Regions from separate parts of the Homo sapiens genome. Here region 1 is linked to region 2. Evidence: chromatin loops called from intact Hi-C (ENCODE). Cell type or tissue: IMR-90. All regions are shown on one strand. Links, peaks and the distances in the headings refer to the core of each region. The heading gives the core; the rest is flanking DNA.

What was found. Hi-C counts contacts between places; a loop is a spot of excess contacts. Peaks named below come from ENCODE experiments on the same cell type or tissue, not always from the same donor. Only the 100,000 strongest peaks of a DNase experiment are listed, where the experiment ranks them.
Region 1: a loop joins it to region 2, with 2.2 times the contacts of the local background. A loop is called at or near these places in 9 of 110 quality-filtered maps.

Annotation. Positions count from the first base shown.
Region 1 is chr17:66,401,035-66,403,946 of GRCh38, reverse strand. All of the region lies in intron 2 of PRKCA (protein kinase C alpha), which reads right to left. The region is part of intron 3 of PRKCA-AS1 (PRKCA antisense RNA 1); the gene reads left to right. Among named protein-coding and RNA genes, the nearest start is that of PRKCA-AS1, 14 kb to the left of the region's middle. In IMR-90, for the core only: no CTCF peak of the experiment used is centred there; no DNase peak of the experiment used is centred there.
Region 2 is chr17:66,309,162-66,312,073 of GRCh38, reverse strand. The region is part of intron 2 of PRKCA (protein kinase C alpha); the gene reads right to left. Among named protein-coding and RNA genes, the nearest start is that of PRKCA, 8.0 kb to the right of the region's middle. In IMR-90, for the core only: a CTCF peak has its summit at 1,316; no DNase peak of the experiment used is centred there; H3K27ac peaks cover 347 bases.

The DNA.
Region 1 (2,912 bases), core at 260-2,759, 92 kb before region 2:
TTGAATAAACAAAATTCAACAACCTGAACAATAAATAAAATAAAAAGGGAATCTGCTGGATCCACTGAAAAGTAATGCTTACTTATTCAAATTTATTATGCCCCATTTCCCCATGCATTACATTTAAACCTCTGATTTTTTAAAAGAATAACATCATTATTGAAAACTAATGTTATGCTTCAAAGCTCTATTACTTGAACTGTTCATAAATGGATTTATGGCTACTGCTGAGTTCTGTGAAAGACTGTATTGTATGCCTTCTCCTTCAGTTTCACCAAGACTATTAATAAAGATATCCCTACATCAACATTTGCCCTCCTGCAGGGAGCTAGGTATTCATACCTGAAAAAAACTTTCACTTAAATTGCTTTAATGGGTTTTAAGTAAAACACTACTCCCAGTGATTTATTTTTCCCTTTGATTGGCCAAGGATTTGAATTATAGCTCACAGGGTAAATTCATAAATAATCATGCTAACACCTTATTTAGGAGCTATAATGCAATAGGAGCTGCAGGTTTCTATCTGCCCATTGTTGAAGCCTCCTAAACATTACAGAGCTGTGTATGTAGGTGTGTATGGAATAATACATCATCCAATATATAGGCATCTCTGTCTCTCCCACTAAATCAGGGTCAGGAATGATATCTCCTTTGTAGACTAAATTGGAAACCAGGTATATTTCAGAGACTAATAGGAGCTTCTTAGCTTTTAAAACATGTAATATTAAACCACATTGCAACAATTTCAATATGTCCCCAGCATAAGATTTCTCAACACAAGTCACCAAGAATGGAGGGCATGCTATCATTTAAGTCACTGGACTGAAAATAACCCAAACATAGAGTAGATTCTTAATATAACACTGTTAAAATAACAGAATGTCACATACTCAATGACAGCTCAAACCGTGATAATAAAGAAACCAATCAATCAATAAATGTGACTAAAAGGACCACCTTGTGCAGAAAAGAAACCAAAACCACTGTTCTTGCAGGAGGCAGAGCCAGGACAGGCTCCAATATTTAGGAGCTTTCTCTATCCAACTCTGTTTACTGTCCCTATTTTTCCCTTATGATTAAACTTTTCATCTTCATTTAAAAAAACAAATTTCACAAAGCTTTCAGCCCATCTCTTCCAGTGTCTTCTAGAACTTGGTTCTATGAATTATTCCTTCTTTACCCTAAATCTTCAACTTCTCCCTCAAAACCAGCAAACATCTCAGTGCTCTGGTAAATGGTGACATCTACACAGGTTATGAGAAACTGGGCTCTCTTATTGCTGGTGTCACCCAGAGCCACTTGACATCCTTGTACCTCAGTTTCTCATTCATAACACTGGGAACAGTAATTGTCCCAACACCTCAGACTTGTTGGATGGATTTGATGAGCTCTTTGATATACAGCTGTTGGATGTAGGTGATATGGAGCAAGCCCTCCAAAATGTCAGCTACTTTAATTATCAACAACCTCTTCCCTTGCCCTGTAACATGCTCAAGTCTCTCATATTCTTTAAAAAAAAAAAAAAAAAAAAATTTCTTGGCCTCTTTTTCACTTTTCTCTCTTTCCTTCTAAGTTTCCTGAAGGAGTACTCCATAGTCACTCTACTGCCATTATAAACATTTACCTGAAATTAGTTTCCCACAACCACCAAGCTCCTAAAACCGCCTGGACAAAGGTCCTAAGGATCTTCACACGGCCTGGTATCTCCACGCTGCCAAACTTATTCAGTCTTTGTATCTTGACACTGCCAAGTGACTCCATCTTTACATTCTAAGACCTCTTTTGCTACATCTGAAGTTCCTGACCACTCACTCATTCTGGAACCTTTCTACTTTCCCCAGCCCCTGAGACACGACTCCCTCTTGGTCCACCCCGATTCTCATTCTCCAGCTCCTTGGTGGGCTGCTCCTTTTCTTTGTGCCCCTCCAACATAGGGGATGGATCTGCTTTCATAGTTTTAACTACTGCATACATCTAATAAGAACCAAGAGTGTGTCTCTATCTGAATCTGTCAAATTTGACTCACAAACCCAAGGTGAACTGGACATCACCATTTGTGTCTTCTACAGACACATCAAACCCAAAATGTCCAAAAGGGAATTGATCCTGTCCACCCTCAGTGTCTATTCTTATATTCCTAATTTCAGATCACGGAACCACTGCCAGAAATCTGTGGGTTATCTTCAATGTTCCCTCTGTCTCACCACTCATACACTTAACCGGCATATGGCTGCTAATTTTTTTAAGTATTTGGCAGGTTTTCTCCCTTCTCCTCATTCTTACTACCACTGCCCTAGTTCATTCCTTATCTCACTTGAACTTTCACAAAAACCTCTTACCTAATCTCTCTGCCTCCACCTCCACATTGCCCTCAGAGTGGTCTGCAGAGAGCACAAAGCCGTCCACATCACTGAATGCGTCATGAGCTTTCCATCAATGATTGCATAAAAACCACGTTCTCTGACATACATCCAGCCAACTTCTTTGGCCTCACCTTCTGCCTATCATCTCCCTGAATGTCATGTCCACTTGGCATCATGTCACCTATGGTTTCCTATACAGGCTTTCCAATTGCTCAAAGTGGGTCCAGCCGCAGGCACTCCACTCACACCTCCCAGGTTAGCAGGTGAACTCCTACCATCTTCCAAATTCAGCTCTGGCTTTACCTGCAAGAAGCCTTCTTTATCCCACGTCACAAGCTGACCTGGTTTAGTGCTTCCTTTCCTCATCCCTCACCTGCGCTCCTATGGCAACCCATGGCCACCTTCCTTTGCCACTTCATTTGCCCGTTCCTACAAAACGTGGCTACTTCTCATCAGTCCCTTGAGGGCGGGAACTGTGTTCTGGTTATCTTCATGTTCTCAACTGCCACACAGTAGGACTCATTATTAACTGAACTGAGAACATTTGTA
Region 2 (2,912 bases), core at 325-2,824:
GGAGGCAGAGGTTGCAGTGAGCCAAAGTTGCACCATTGCACCGCAGCCTGGGAGACAAGAGCGAGACTCCATCTCAAAAAAATAAAATAATATAAAGAAAAGGAAACTCAAACATCAGATTTATCTGCAAAAGTAAACATTTATTCGGCTTTCACGACCTATGAGGATAAATAGCCTCTCCATATGCTACAACCCCAGCTTCTGGTGGCGGGGGTAGGATTGATGTGTGAATAAATTAACGAAACACTTTCACTTACCGTATAAAGTAAAAGAGTAGCAATTCAGAAAGTCATTAATCAGAAATCATTTTATAACAAGTATATAGCACCAAATGGGAACACTCAACACTAGTTTTATCTAACCATCCCTACTTCTAAGTATTAATGCAGTTTTACGGAGGAAAAACACTGTTGAAAAGAAAAATAGCATTTTTTGTTATTGTTTGGTTTTGTTTTTTGAGACAGGCTCTCACTCTGTCGCCCAGGCTGGAATGCAGTGGCACGATCACACCTCATTGCATCCTCGACCTCCCAGGCTCAAGTGATCCTCCCACCTCAGCTTCCCAAGTAGCTGAGACCACGGGTGCTGCACCACCATGCCCAGCTACTTTTTCTATTTTTTGTAGCGATGGGGTTTTGCCATGTTGCCCGGGCTGGTCTTAAAGTTCTGGGCTCAAGCAATTCGACCGCCTCAACCTTCCAAAGTGCTGGGATGACAGGCATGAGCCACTGCACCCAACCACAGAAAGGCAGTTCTAACTGTCCACCTCCACCACTTTTCTCTGTAATTCAGGCATTACTGACCATTTCATCTTTGAGACTGAGATAATGCTTTGACCTGGCATTACTACAAAAACTCTAGGTTTCAAATTATACTCAGTCTTCCATGCATTCTATCTTTTTGGAACTAAACCTCCAAGAGTTTATCTCTAATTAACATAACTTACAATTTGGGGATGGGTAACCAATCAAAACTGAGGTACCAAGGGCTGAACCCCTCCTGAAGACAGAATAATGGAAAACCCTGGCACTAACTTTGAAAACCAGCGGGCAGCCAGAGGCCACACAGTGCAAGCAGCGGTCAATGCAGTACATAGGGAGGACAGATCCTCTGCTCAAGTTGGCCATAGGGAGGACAGACAGATCCTCTGCTCAATCTGGCCTACCTCATGATTCCACCCAACTTGTACCTCAGTCTCCTATCTCCTGGTACTTGGTGTCCATACAACTCAGCTCTCAGAACACCGTGGCGGATGAGGACAACGGCGCATCCCTTTTCTGAAAGGCTGGTGACTCACTCGCTACTGCCCCCTTTCTGTTTAAAGGCCACCTTCCTTAAGTAGTCTTGTTTTCTGGAATCCCTCAGCTCACACAGCCAAGAGGAGACTCATTCTTTTTTTTCTTCCCTTAAACACCAACTTTCATTCTTACAGAAGGAATAGAAATCACCACCCTGCTCAGATGAGCCAATGCAAATACCTTCTCTGAAACAGGCCTTCAAAACAAAATATCAAAGGGGAAGAGTAGCTGATTTTTTAACCCTTAACACTGAAAAATGCAGAGCTTCAGTTGAAGTCACAGATGAAGTACAATATGTGTTATGTTCTTAGCAGGGAAATGACTCAAGATTCAAAACAACTTTAGTAGCATCATTGAAAGCACAAAAATGTAAATTCTTTCCCAGCAGACCCCTCAAAATCCAGTGACGATCATTCAGGGACAACAGGCTCCTGTTGGTCATGGTTACTGACAGAGCTTAATTCTCACGCTGTCTCTTGAGTATCTTCACCTCATCAAAGAGCCTAGGTTTGTAGCACATTTTCATTTGTGATATTAAAAGACAAAGAATAGCAAAAAAAAAAAAAAATTAGAGAAAACAAGTGGAGGTTAGGCAGATGAAACAAACTATGTTAACTGTTTGGCATTTGAAATAGGCAGGTCACATTTTGAGAGGCTGTTTCTACCACTGTAATTAGAGAAGTGCATGGGTGTTGCTCCGCCTAAGGAGGGGGAAAAAAATCGAGTTGGCTCTTTCCCTTTTCCAGTACTGAAAGCAGTGGATAACACTGTTTCAGCTCCACTGCCCCAGAGAAAGAGTGCATTTGAGCAGTACAGTGGATCGCTCTGTTCTCTGATGACTGACTTTGGAAGTAGCCAGTGCAAGACAGAAACTACCAACTGGAAACAGACCTTCCAGACTTGAAACTCAACTTCATCAATGTCCATACCACACAAATCTACTTCCTGTCTTCTTCTCCTTTCTCTGACGGGGGAAAAAAAAAGTGGGCAAGGACTAGATCTCTGCTAGTTTTATGGAGATGAAATGAGTGCTAGGGGTACATCAAGCAAAAAAACATTCAACCAAAAATAAGAAGGCAACTCCAAGTCATGTAAAAAGGGTCACTTCAGAGCTGTGAAGGAACACGCTTGTCTTTATCTCTGAGGACCTTAAGAAAAGTATTTCCCACTTGGAAATCTACTACACACTCATCTTTCTCCTCCCCAGAAGAATGGCCCTTGGTTTCACCGTTTCAGGCAGCAAATTCTGACAACGGGATCCTGTGTTACTTGCCCTGGTAATATCAGTTTTCAGGATTGTATACCTATATTGCAATATAAAGAAGAATGGCACAGAGTCCATGAAGGGAACATGAGAATAAGCCAATAAGTCTCTCCAGAGAAACGCCCTTCCCTTCCCCAAGATACAACATAAATGAAAGTAGAAATAACTTTAGTACTTCACATGCTTGTAAGATGCCATTCTCTAAATGGCATAAATTACAAACCCAGTTTTAAGGACTAAAACTCACTTATTTCTTTAGTCTTCAAATACCTACTCACCATTTACTAAGTAAAATGAAGATAAATATTTTGGATCTAAAGCTATATTACTTACTGCATGAATATGTGAGT